2 separate regions of the Homo sapiens genome follow, and region 1 is linked to region 2. The links are chromatin contacts, found by Hi-C in ENCODE. All regions are on one chromosome and are shown on one strand. The core of a region is the stretch at or near the end of the contact, and the rest is flanking DNA. Distances in the headings are between cores, read along the strand shown. Region 1 holds the start of TTF2 (transcription termination factor 2). Region 2 holds the start of TRIM33 (tripartite motif containing 33).

What was found. Hi-C counts contacts between places; a loop is a spot of excess contacts on that map. Pooled maps may share reads with other maps.
Region 1: a loop to region 2 is called in a pooled map, with 9 times the contacts of the local background. The contact joins the promoter of TTF2 here to the promoter of TRIM33 in region 2. A Hi-C loop is called at or near these places in 6 of 50 pooled maps.

What each region holds. Positions count from the first base shown.
Region 1 is chr1:117,058,851-117,065,297 of GRCh38, forward strand. TTF2 (transcription termination factor 2) reads left to right here and starts at 1,476. Exons shown (of 23, transcript NM_003594.4): 1 at 1,476-1,524; 2 at 1,605-1,707; 3 at 3,537-3,623. The coding sequence starts at 1,497. It overlaps CD101-AS1 (CD101 antisense RNA 1), which reads right to left and starts at 640. Exons shown (of 4, transcript NR_110786.1): 1 at 523-640. RefSeq lists a silencer at 547-596 and an enhancer at 1,017-1,176.
Region 2 is chr1:114,507,447-114,513,877 of GRCh38, forward strand. TRIM33 (tripartite motif containing 33) reads right to left here and starts at 3,757. Exons shown (of 20, transcript NM_015906.4): 1 at 3,105-3,757. The coding sequence starts at 3,630. LOC124904348 (a long non-coding RNA gene) reads left to right here and starts at 3,892. Exons shown (of 2, transcript XR_007066452.1): 1 at 3,892-4,479. RefSeq lists silencers at 3,294-3,593, 3,624-3,733 and enhancers at 3,924-4,093, 4,954-5,716.

The DNA of each region.
Region 1 (6,447 bases), core at 226-2,725, 2.5 Mb after region 2:
CTGAGTAAGTTCCTTGTGCTTAGAATAGTTGTTTCAAACTTTGTGTGTGTGAATGAATGAATTTTACATTTCTCAAGCACCTAGTCCACAACGGGCACAAAAAAGCTATTTAGTAAGTACTGTTTAATTAATAAATGATACCTCAGGTTTGTCTCCCTTCCTCCGGATCCCCATAACATGTACATTTATCACATCGCCCAGATTTCCTAGACATTACAGATTTTCTGTTCTACGGCCCCCATAAGAACAGTGCAGGTGCCACACCATATGTCTGGGACATATGGTCCTCAATAGCTGCAATATGAAACTATTTCTATTGCAATAAATCTAATATCTATTCCTCTCTGTTTACTAATAGTTTTGATTACAACTTCAAATTTTAAAAATCGAGGATGAAGTTAAATAGAAGGGAACTGTCCCCTTTCTTCTATTTAACCTCGTCTTCGATTTTTAAAATTACAAAAGCATAATAGTAAAAAAAAGTTTGACAATACAAAATGATAAAGTAAAATTCGCCTTCACCAAAAGTCATCTATTTCCCCTTCTGTGGTTTCCACGTTGCGGCTGGTAACTCGGGGCTTCCACGCTGGGCGAGCCTAGAGAACATCCAGTACACACAGGAAGCAGCAGCGCGGGCCAAATGGCGCTGAGACCTGCGCACCTGTCCACGGACCGCCCACTCGCCAACTCTGACCTTGGGTGAGTCTCTCAAACTTGAGTCTCGGAATCTTCCACAAAATGCTACCCATCTCACCAGGTCGAGTGAGGAGGGTCGTGTTATGTGTAAGCACTTTGTGAAATCTAAAGCACGAGGCAAACGTAAAGCATTGTAGGGGGTCCTAGAGAAGTCTTTGTGCCTGCCTATCAGAGCCGTTTCAGTTCCCCGCAGCAGCTTCCAAGGACCTCCCACCATGCCCGCCGCTTCGGCTCCTGCACTGCAAATCTCGCGGCTCGGCCTGCAGCGGCGGCTTCCCCTGGCCTCCCACCCCAGCGACTGAGCGCGGAGCCCAGCGCGCACGAGCGCCAGCCTGGCTCAGAGACACCCACGAAGCCAGGGCCTTTCAGCGCCTGCTAACTGGCGCTACCCCTAGGGCCGCCTCTCGGTTTTAAACGTAAACAAGAGTTGCCCTTCCGTCTTCCAAGACCTGCAAATCGAAGCTTCTTTTCCTCCAGAAGCCCCGCCACCTTCTAAGCTTCTCCCCAGCCTCAGCCACGCCCCAGCCTGCAAAAGCCGGGTCCTTTACGCCCCCTGGCTCCGTATTTGATTTCGGCGCGCGCCATACCTGAGGGCAGCTGTGATTGGTTGGAGGTGAGCGAAGTTCCTATATGATTGGCTGATAGCGGCTAGGACGGGTGAAGGCCAAGGGCGGAGAATTATGGGAGGGATTAAGACTGCAAGAGCTGAGTGATGGTTGGTTCCTGAACAAAGAGGGCGGAGTAAAAGGCGGAAGCAGAATTGGGGGCGGGGCTTTGTGGAACTTGGGGGACCCAGCGAAATGGAAGAAGTTAGGTGTCCAGAGCACGGTAAGGGGCTAGGGTCTCAGCGTCCCGGGGCCTGTTGATTTAGCGTGGCGTAATCGTTGTTCACTTTCTTCTCTCTTCAGGGACTTTCTGCTTTCTTAAGACCGGCGTCCGCGATGGCCCGAATAAAGGAAAGAGCTTCTACGTGTGCCGGGCAGACACGTGCAGCTTCGTGCGGGCCACCGAGTAGGTCTGGAGCTGGGCCCCACTCCCTGTGGCTGCCCGGGGCCTCCCGAGAGGAGCTTCCCGCTCCCCGCTGTCGGGCGTCACAGGGCCGAGGAGTGGTGGGGCCCTAGTTTGCGGTGTCAGGACCCTTTAAGCAATTGGTGATCCCAGGGCAGCGTGGCGTGTTCGGAAGACGCCCAGCTAATTCTGGCTGTGTGACCCGAGGCTGGTTACCCCCCTCTCTGGGCCGATGGTTCCCCTACCTGTAAAATTGAGGATCCGGTGTTTTCCAGCTCTGGGTTTCTATTCACTTGACAGGCCTTAACCACTCCCTTCTCCTGCCCAGACAGTCCCTCCCCCTTTAAAGGAGTAAGGACACACAGCAGACATAGTGGAAAATAATTTGTCCCTGTTTTGCACTAGTTTTAGGCCCGACGGTTTTTTTTAAATGTTTGAGCTTAAAACACTCTAGTGATTAGTTGTTAGCCTTCTTATTTTTAAGTAGGATTCTCTGCATCTAAATGGTGAAATTGATAATTCAAAGAAATTAGCGCTGGAAGAAACAACGGAGGGCCTGGCGCGGTGTGTGACGCCTGTAATCCCAGCACTTTGGGAGGCGAAGGCGAGCGAATCGCTTGAGCCCAGGGGTTCGAAACCAGCCTGGGCAACATGGTGAAATCCCGTCTCTACGAAAAATTAAAAAAAATTGTCTAGGCATGGTATCACACGCCTGTAGTCCCAGCTACTCGTGAGGCTGAGGTGGGAGGAGAGAGTCAGAAATGTTAAGCATCTTCTCTAAAGTGAGGAAAGTTAATAGTTTGTCAAGTGTTAATGTTTTCACAGTACCAAGTGTCTACATTTTCTATGTGAATTTTAAAACTATCATCACATCATTAAACATCTCCTGCTCTCTATTCAGCAAAACTTGGTAGAGAAAAGTTATTTTTCTCCGTGTCAGATGTAGAGTACATAATGGATATCAGTATTAGAAAAGTGCCCTTTCAACATGTATACTAACTTCCCATGTTTCTGTTTCATGAGTTAGATGATTTACACTGAGCCTCTCAGATATAGTACCCAGGTCAAGTTTTGTGAGATAGAAGCATTTTTACCTTTGCAGGAATTCAACATTAATGGTGGCATAAGATTTGGTTTTACATTAAGAGAAACACTCTTATTTAGGATCCCATCTACACAAATGCTTTGCTATACAAACTAGCACAGTGGTATTTGAAGACAATTATTTGATAAACTTGATTTATTTGGACTATATCTGATAACCAATATACAGGCCAAAAAAAGTGCCACAGGTTTAGGAGAGTACTTTAAACCTTCACTCAAACCTGTTTACTCTCAAATGTTATATATATTTAAATTTTTTCATAATAAGTTGGAAGGGAGTGATTAAAAACTTACACAAAACAAGAAGCATATAGGGCGTATTGTTAGAGGTAGGCGTGTGAATAACACTAAGTGACAGCTCTCAGCTTGTTAGAGGGAAAGGATGAAGGGAAGAGCCTGGGGAAAATTCATACAGGGCCTCACAGCCAGCCCTAATTATGTCATTCGTAGGGGGATCCCAGTGTAGAGATTACACAGTGCAGTGTGGTTTTAAACTTTTGAGTCATCAAGAAACAGTTATGCTTTATTTGAGAAAGTGGGTAAAGATGAAAGCTAGGGACTTCTTCCCCAAAGGAATGCCCATAGCTGTGATAATGTGTGGGAATTACAAACCCAGTAGAGGTTATACATAGATTCTTGGTGTAAAAACCCATAGTTTTGATTTGACTTTAGGATATTGATCTCTGTTCCTGACCTAAAAATGTTTTCAACTTTTTTCTTTTCTCTAGCATTCCTGTTTCCCATTGCTTATTGCATGAGGACTTTGTGGTAGAGCTTCAGGGTTTGCTTCTGCCACAGGACAAGAAAGAATACAGGTAAGGGTCCAAAAGGAACATCTAAGTGTATTTGCTTTTTTTTTTTTTTCTCCCTGAAAGAGTTGTAGCCAGGTATGTATTAGGATTGTTCTTTAAAAGTCATTTTAAAAAACAAAATTTGTATATGTATTAAGTGTCTTTTGGCTGTCACTACCTAAATACCAAGCAGCTAGTTAATCTGAGAAGTCTGATTTCTAGTAATTTTCACGTAAATGGCTCCACAATCATCCCTCTCCAACTGTCAGGTAGCCTATAATGACAGCTGACCATTGGCCACTAACTTGCCCTTAACTTGTCAATCTTCTAATTCTGGTAATAGAACAAGGTAGTGAGTAAAAATGGCTAAACATATTTAGTCCTCAATAAATGTTAGTTTCTTTTCCTTTATATGGGAATTTGGGAAGGGCAGAGAAGTCTATAGAGCTGGGAGATATTTGTCACGAGTATTCAAAGATAAAGTAGGAATTCCCTAAGTGTTAGAGAGAGGTCATATTTAATGGACTAATATATTGCATTAGAGTACTAAGGCATGAATTAACATGGCATTTTCAGGGAAAATTTGATTTGTTAATAGTTTAACATATCTTTAAACAGAGACTTTAGGCGATAAGGCTGGCCAGGAAGGTAGGGGTCAGGATGTGATAGATGGTCTTTGTGTGATATTCTATGCACTTCATAATTTATATATTCTAGATCCCCCCACCCAATTAAAGGCATTTGAGTACCACCTACAATTTTTATATACCTGAGTACTGTTCATACTTCTATTTTTCTTAATTTAGTTATATGTATAGTAAGATACACAAGTCTTAAGATTTCAACCAGTTGAGTTTTGAGAATGCATGTACCTGCTCATAAAACCAAGATCCGAGTCAAAATATTACCCCAATAAGTGCCATCAGTCCCCTTCAAGTTAATTTCACCCCTCCCATCTCCACCCCTGTCAGCAATCACTGTTCTGATTTTTATCTCTTTAGATGTGTTTTGATTGTTCTTGAACGTTATATAAATGAAATCCTACTGCATGTACTCTTCTGTGTCTGACTTCTTTTACTTAACAGTATGTGAAATGTATATAATATGTATCAGTAATTCATTCATTTTTATTGTGGAGTTGAATTTCATTTATAAATGCACCACTTTGTTTGGTGTGCCTATTTGCCATCAGAAAATCTCGACGTTATCTGTTTAAATATTTTATCCTTTTTTTTGCATTGAAATTTTTATCAAGTAGTTTTAGATTCACATACAGTTGTAAGGAATAATACAGAGTTATCCCCTGTAGACTTTATCCAGTTTCCCCCAATGGTAACGTTTGCAAGGCTTAGAAATATATCACAAACAGGATATTAATATTGGTACAACCCACCAGTTTTATTGGTAAAGGTAGTTTTACTTGAACTAATTTATGTGTGTGTGTATATTCTATACAATTTTATCCTGTCGAGTCATGTATCTACCACTACAGTCAAGGTACTGAAGAGTTCCATCACAGGATCTCTCTGTTGCCCTTTCTATAACCATACCCCCTTCCCTCCCTTCTGCCCTCTTCACTCCGGCAATCAGGAATTTGCTTTTCATTTCTAAAATTTTGTCATTGCACAATTGTTACATAAGTGGAATCATAAAGTATAACTTTGGAGATCTTTGCCTGTTTTAAAATTTTTGTCTTTTTTTAAAACTGAGTTGGTAGAGTTCTTTGTAAATTCTCTATACAAGTTAGGCCAGGCATGGTGGCTCATGCCTGTAATCCCAGCACTTTGGGAGGCTGAAGTGGGCAGATCACTTGAGATTAGGAGTTTGAGACCAGCCTGGCCAACCAACATGGTGAAACCCCATCTCTACTAAATAAAAAAAAGTGAAAAAACAAAAAAAAATTAGCTGGGCCTGGTGGCACACTCCTGAAGTCTCAGCTACTCGGGAGGCTCATCATTTTTGTATGGTTTGTGCTTTTTGTCTGATCTCCAAGAAATCTTTGCCTACCCCAATATCACAAATATTTCCAAGAATTGTCTAGAAGCTTTATAGTTTTATTTTTGTTTGTTTGTTTGTTTGTTTTTGAGAGAGAGAGTTTCACTCTGTCTTCCAGGCTGGAGTGCCGTGGTACAATCTTGGCTCACTGCAACCACCATCTCCTGGGTTCAAGCAATTCTTATGCCTCAGCCTCCCAAGTAGTCCCAAGTAGCTGGGACTACAGGTGTGCACCAATAATTTTTTTGTATTTTAGTAGAAACGGAGTTTCACCATGTTGCCCAGGCTGGTCCCGAACTCCTGAGCTCAGGCAATCTACACATCTTGGCCTCCCAAGGTGCTAGGATTACAGGTGTGAGCTACTGCACCTGGCCTGTTTTTTTTTTTTCTTCTTCTTTTTTTTTTTAGTAGCTTTTTCATATAGGTCTATTATCTATATCTTAAATTACTTTTGTGTAGTATATCAGGTAGGGTAGAGGTTCATTTATTTTTGCATATGTTACCAATTGTTTTAGCATCATGTTTTGAAGATTTTCCTTTTCCCATTGAAATGCTTGGCGTCTTTGTAAAAATTCAATTGATCCAATATATGTAAGTCTATTTCTGGGGTTGCTAATCTGTTCCATTGATCCATTTGCCTATCTTTACATAATTAATCAGATAAAATAGTGTGAGTCTTCTGACTTTATTCTTTTTCAAGATTGCGTTGGCTGCTCTAGGATCTTTGCATTTCCATATAAAATGTAGAATCAGCTTTTAAAAATTTCCACAGAAAACCCTGTTGGGATTGCATTGAATCTATATAGATCAATTTGGAGAGAATTGTCAATATTGAGGCTTCCAATCCATGAAT
Region 2 (6,431 bases), core at 2,507-5,006:
CTCATCATTGTTTCAAAATCACTTGAAAAAGATGGTGAGTTAAAACCACTAGCTATGATCTCCAGACCAGAGATGATATCTGAGGTTGATCAATAATATCCTGTATTGTTGAAGCATTTCTCAGTTACAAAGCATTTTCACATTTATTATTTGCCTTGGTGAGATATAAGTAAACGACTATCAGCTACATTTTAAAGGGAAACTGAAGGACAAAAACAGTATGAACTTCCTTTAGCGTAAAATAGCTAAAGAGCTGAACTATGTCCCCTAACACCCAATCTAGTGCTCTTTCCAGCACAGCTTGATCTTTTTAAAGAGCAAAGCAGAATGGTATATAGGAGTTAATACTGACAAATTATTTTCTAGACTATCTAAAAACACGGTGGATGGCTAGACACAGTGGCTCATGCCTGTAATCCCAGGACTTTGGGAGGCTGAGGCAGGCAGATCATTTGAAGCCAGGAGTTCAAGACCAGTCTGACCAGTATGGCAAAACCCCGTCTCTACTAAAAACAGAAAAATTAGCCAGGCGTGGTGATATGCGCCTGCAATCTCAGCTACTTGGGTGGCTGAGGCACAAGAATCGCTTGAACCTGGGAGGCAGAGGCTGCAGTAAGCCGAGATCGAGCCACTGCACTCCAGCCTGAGCAACAGAGCGAGACTGTCTCAAAAAAAAATTTTTTTTAATCAAAAACATGGTGGATTCCAGACTCAATTTGTTTTAGATATTGGTTAGAGAGAAATATTACTTAAGATTGACAGCATTTGGTTAGTCCCTTCCACTTACTCCCCCTCCTTCAAAAAGAAAGGATAAAGAAATGAAGAGGGGATTTACATATTATTCTCTCTCCTTCATAAATTTCAGAGAGCCAATTTCATAACCTCAGTCCCTCAGCCACATCAGTCAAACACAATCTGTATTTCTGGGTTCCCTCTAAATCTCTTACCTAACCCAGGTTCCCACAAGAACACTGAATCCTATGTGTCTTACTATGGTCATGGGTGCACAGACCACCAGCAGTTATTCTCTGAACACCTACTAACAATTAGTAGCTTCTCCAACAACCAAAGCCTTACTCTTAACATTCTTACCTACATGTACCAATAATGCTAGAAACCCAAAACATCCCAATCTGAAAACATTTTATCCTCCCTACACCCCAGCCCTCACCCTCACCCCAGCCCTGCTTCAGTGTCTGAATATGTATTAATAGCATTGCCATCCACCAAACAAAAAATGTGGAATTCTACGTTTGTCTCCCTCACACCAATCTCAATACACTCCCCCCATCCCTCCATTCCCATAGCCACTATTAGTTACTACTATTAATATACTAGCTACCATTTCATTAGTAACTACCACGTACTAATCACTTTACACATTTTATCTTACTTCATTCTCTCAATAACCCTATGAGGTTATATACTTTTTTCCCATTTCACAAATGAGAAAACTGAAGCTAAGAAAAGGTCATCTGCCCAAGTCGTAAGTAGGAGATGGCAAAGTAGATTTCCAAACCCTACCGTTCCCCCAAACCAAAATGCTTCATTCTGTAATACCTGATATATCATTCCTTTACTACCCATTCCAAATGTTGATTTCTTTCCTAGATAACCGCCAGGATTCTCCTAACTGGTCTCCTTGTCTCCAGCCTTGCCTTCCCTCATCCCTCAAGTGCCCTAAGTGATCTTTCTGGATCAGAAATCTGATCCTTTTATCCTCTTGATATGAAAGCCCTCCAGGAACATCCTTCAGTCCACAATGTCGAGGATACACTCTACAGGATGAATTCCAAGCCCTTTAGTGCAGCTCCACAATCGCTTACCTACAGTCCCGAAATTCAAAAGCTTTGAAATTTTAATTTTTTTCATTGGTTTGCAACAGAACCCACTGTGAATGCTGGGAGGTTATTTATCGTCTATCCCATTAGCGTGACATTCACGTGTTTCAATGTAGAAACATTAACGTGTTTGATAGAGTTAACTCAGACCCTGATAAAAGTCTCACATAACAGACCTTGCCAGAAAAAAGAAAAATCCCAAAATATTCTGAAGTCCTTACACCTGGATCCCAAGAGTTTAAGAGACTGTGAAACCTTTATCTTTTCAGCCCATCAATCCAATCTAATTTCCACCAATCACCCTACACAGTCTTTAGTTCCAGGGATGTAGAAGGGTGTCCTGTGCCCTGAATACCCTCCAACCCAGTGAGGTACTCATTCTTCAAGAAACCTGTTCATGGATTTCCTTTCCTGTGAAATTTCCCTGACCTTTCCTCTATTGTGCCACAACCATTGTACTGAGGACTCACCTCCACTGCTGCAAGTTATATGTTTCTCCTGTTAGACTGTGAATGAAGTCTTCATTGAGTACTTTATTCAATCCTAGCACAGTGCCCCAACACTAGGGGCTCATTAACGGCCAATTAGCTAAAACAAATTCATGCCCAGCTTTCCCTAACTCTCAATTTCCTTCAAAGTTCATTTCTCCTTCATCCCCAAACCTTAGGATTTTCCCTAACCATGCAGTCCACTTTCCGAGTTTCTCTTTCCCCATGTCATCTTACAATTTTCTTCCAGGCGCCTTCTCTGGACCCCTTGCTCTCCAACATATTCTCTCCACCTCCATTTAATCCATAGTCCTCCTCTCTCCTATCTGTGAACACGCCAAGTCCCCTCCCTCCAAAGCAATCCATCTTCACTGCCCTTACCTCTTACCTACTCCCTCAACACCTCGCTGGCCCGGGCCCTTTCAGCCAAAACGCTTCCTCACAACGTGTTTCCCAAATCCCCCTTCTCTCACTGTACGGGTCTGCCAGCTCCAGAACCAGCGCTCGGCCGGGTTCCGCACATCACAAACCCTCCCTCGGAGCCAGTGTCCCCTCCCCCAGCCTCTCGCAGCCGGCACCCCTCCCTTCATGCTCCCCTTATCTCTTGCGGTCCAGCTTCTCTGGAAAGTGTCCCAGGGGCGAGTCTTTCACCTTAGAGACCCCTCGGGATGGCGCCCGTCCGAGCAGCCCCAGGCCCCAGCACCTCCGTCCCCAGCTCCTCTAGGGTTGCGCAAATCCCTTGCGGCCCAGATGCCAGGCAGGGCCTCCGGCTCACCTTGCTGGATGTCGCCGTTGCTGCCCCCCGGGATGGGCACGCTGAGCTGGCGCTCCGGCTCGGGCAGGCAGCGCAGGCAGAAGGAGTGAAGACAGGGCAGCAGCTTGGGCTCCGCCTCACGCCGGCTCTGCAAGCTCTGCTGACACACGGCGCAGGTGTCCAGGAGCGAGGCTGGCGGTCCAGGAGGCGGCCCTGCCGAGGGACCCGGAGCGGGAGCCGAGGCTGGAGCTGGAGCCGGCGTCGATACTGCGCCCCCGGCAACTCCAGTGCCCACTGAGGCCGCAGGAGATGAAGCAGCCTGGGCCGAGCCCGAGGAGGCCGCGGCCACCCCCCCGTCGTCGGGCCCGGCCGCGCCGCCCTCAGCGCCGGCCCTGCCGCCTTCCTCCTCCTCCTCCTCCACCAGCACCGCGGTGAGAGGCGGCTCCGCCTCCTGCGCGGCGGGCCCGGCGGCCCCGGCAGTTACCGGCGCGCTGCCGCTGCCCCCGCCGCCGCTCTCAGCCTCGCCGCCGCCTTTGTTTTCCGCCATGTTTTCCTCTTTGAACCCGCCGGACCGCCCCGCGCCGCCCGCCGCCCGCGTCGCCGCCGCCGCCGCCCCCAGCCCCAGCCGCAGCCGCAGCAAGAGCGGCAGCCGAGAGCTAGCGAGAGAGCGAACCAACGAGAGCGCGCGCGCACGCGGCGCCCCCGCCCTCGCGTCGCGCGTTTGAAGGAGGGCGGTTGCGGCACGCGCACGTACGCACGGACGTCCTCCCGAGGGAGGCGGGAACTCGGTTCGCGGGCGCGGAGCGGTCCCGGACCCTCGAAGCCAGTTCCTTGCGTCAGTGCCGCGGCTCTTTAACCCGAAGGGAGATTTTTTTTTTAAAGCCAGAGGCCGTTGACGCTGGGTAGCCTTTGGCTGGGGTTGGTTATGAACTCCGACACAGCGGTGGTGCATACGGAAGGGTGGTAGCCGGGACGGTTCCGGTCCCTGCGAGCGTGTCCCGGGCGTCTCCGCGGAAGTTTCACCTGCCGCGCCGCTCGATCGCCGGGACCTCCTGGGTCTCTGCTGTGCGTAGACCAGCCGCGTTCCTTTGGGTGGCCGTGGAGCACTAAAGCGGGGCTTATTGTTTGTTTGGTTTTGGTTTTTTTTTTTGTTTTTTTTTTGCTTTTTGTTTTTGAACTGAGGATCTATCAGAAATAGGCTGAAAAGACCGAGTGAGGAAGAAACTCTTTAACAGCTATTTTTGGCATCTTAAGGTGATTCTCAGGAGTTGCTACGTATCAGAATCAACGGAGGAGTTTTTCAAAGCAGAGATGCCAGGGCCAGTCCCCAGACCTGAATCAGGAAGTGAGGGAGAGAGCCGACGGAGGGGGAAAAGTCCCTTCAGCTGATTCTTATGTATGTCAGTTTGGAGAGCCACGGATATAACCAATACTGCGTCCTTCTGAGGTCCCACTTTAAGTGTCCTGGGTTGAGCTGGGTGACAAATGCCCTTACAACAATGGTAGTAGAAGCTTTCAGGCCAAGCGCAGTGGCTCACGCCTGTAATCCCAGCACTTTGGGAGGCCGAGGCGGGCAGATCACTTGAGGTCAGGTCAGGAGTTCGTGGGCAGCCTGGCCAATATGGTGAAACCCCGTCTCTACTAAAAATATAAAAATTAGCCGGGTGTAATGGCGTGCGCCTGTAATCCGAGCTACTCAGGAGGCTGAGGCAGGAGAATGGCTTGAACCCGGCAGGAGGCGGAGGCTGCAGTGAGCCGAGATAGCGCCACTACACTCCAGCCTGGGCGACAGAGCGAAACTCCGTCTCAAAAAAAAAAGAAAAGCTTTCAGAAAGTTGCCTTTTTATTTGAAAAAAAAAAAAAGGTATTTGGAGGATTTTATGTAGTGCAACAACTGTTTTAGTGTTAAGATCATGAAATGCTTTGGTCTCCTGTTAGTGTTCCCAAGAAAGGTGCTGTAAGTCCTTAAACCACGTGAAAACTTTTTTTTTTTTTGAGACCTCCTCGTTCTGTCGCCCTGGCTGGAGTGCAGTGGCGTCATCACATTTCATTGCAGCCTCGACTTCCCAGGCTCAAGCCGTGCTCCTCGCAATTACCTGGGACCGTAGATGCACGCCACCATGACTTAGCTGATCTTTTTTTTCCCTTTGCCTCGAAGAGGCTGGGGTCTCACCATGTTGCCCAGGCTGAAACTCCTGGGCCCGAGCGATTGGCCCGCCTCAGCCGCTGGAAATGCTAGCATTACAGGCATGAGCCACTGCGCCCAGCCTCCTGAAAACTTTTTAAAATTTATTCAAAAATGTTTCCTGACCTCTTTATTGTCATAGTGTTTTAGAGATACACTGGGATTACAAAACAGAGGAGCTCCCTGCATTCAAGGGGTTTACAATCTAATAGAGAAAAAGATTGAGAATAGATACATGCCAGGGAGTGGTAAGTGCTGTGAAGAAAAGAATAAGTGGGGTAAAAGGGGTTAGAGGTGATTGAAGAAGGCCCCTGTTGATCAGATGAAGGAACCTGTCTTGGAGAAGAGCAGGAGAGGAACACATAACAAGTGCAAAGGGCCTGAGGGAAACGGATTCTTGGCTTGTTAGAGGAGGAGTCAGTGTGGCTGGAGTGGCTTGAACAAGGGAGAGAATAGTAGGACATGAGATAAGAGAGTTATTAAGGGAGCCAGGTCATGTACAGAAATGGTCTTCAATTTTTTTTTTAACTTTTGTGCCCTTTGAAAGAATTTTGGAAGGCTGTTTTCTTTCCTCAAACATTGTAAGTTGACTAAATTTTTTCAGAAGTTTAAATAGTTGCAGAGTTTAATTTGTGACATTCTGTAATACTGACATTTAAAAATTATTTTTAATCTAATAGGGAAGTAAACACTAAAGTGGCTTAATACTATCCATTTTTTAAAGTATATTAAAATGTTATATTTTTTAAACATGGAAAAGTATTGGGAATGTTTTAATGATATGGCTGGGAGTCTTCCCCCTTCCCCTAATTATTTCGAGTAGGCATGAATGCATATAACATTGCTAGAATGAGATAAGGTCCTGTATCAACTCCATTTTTCATTGCCACAGTCTTTACTGCATTAAAAACTATATATGTATACATGTATGTATCTACACACTCACATATATGATGGAGTAATTCCCTTAAAACTACCCTTACTTTTTTATGTACCCCTTGGAAAATTTTCCTTCACTGAAGTACCCCAGGAGTACTCATACCCTAGCCTTAGGACCACTGAGTCAGATAGGAAGGCTTGGATGGGTTTTGAGCAAAGACTCAAAGCAGAATTGTGAAAAGAGTCACTGTGGCTGCTTCCTAGAGGAATCACCTGTAAATGGT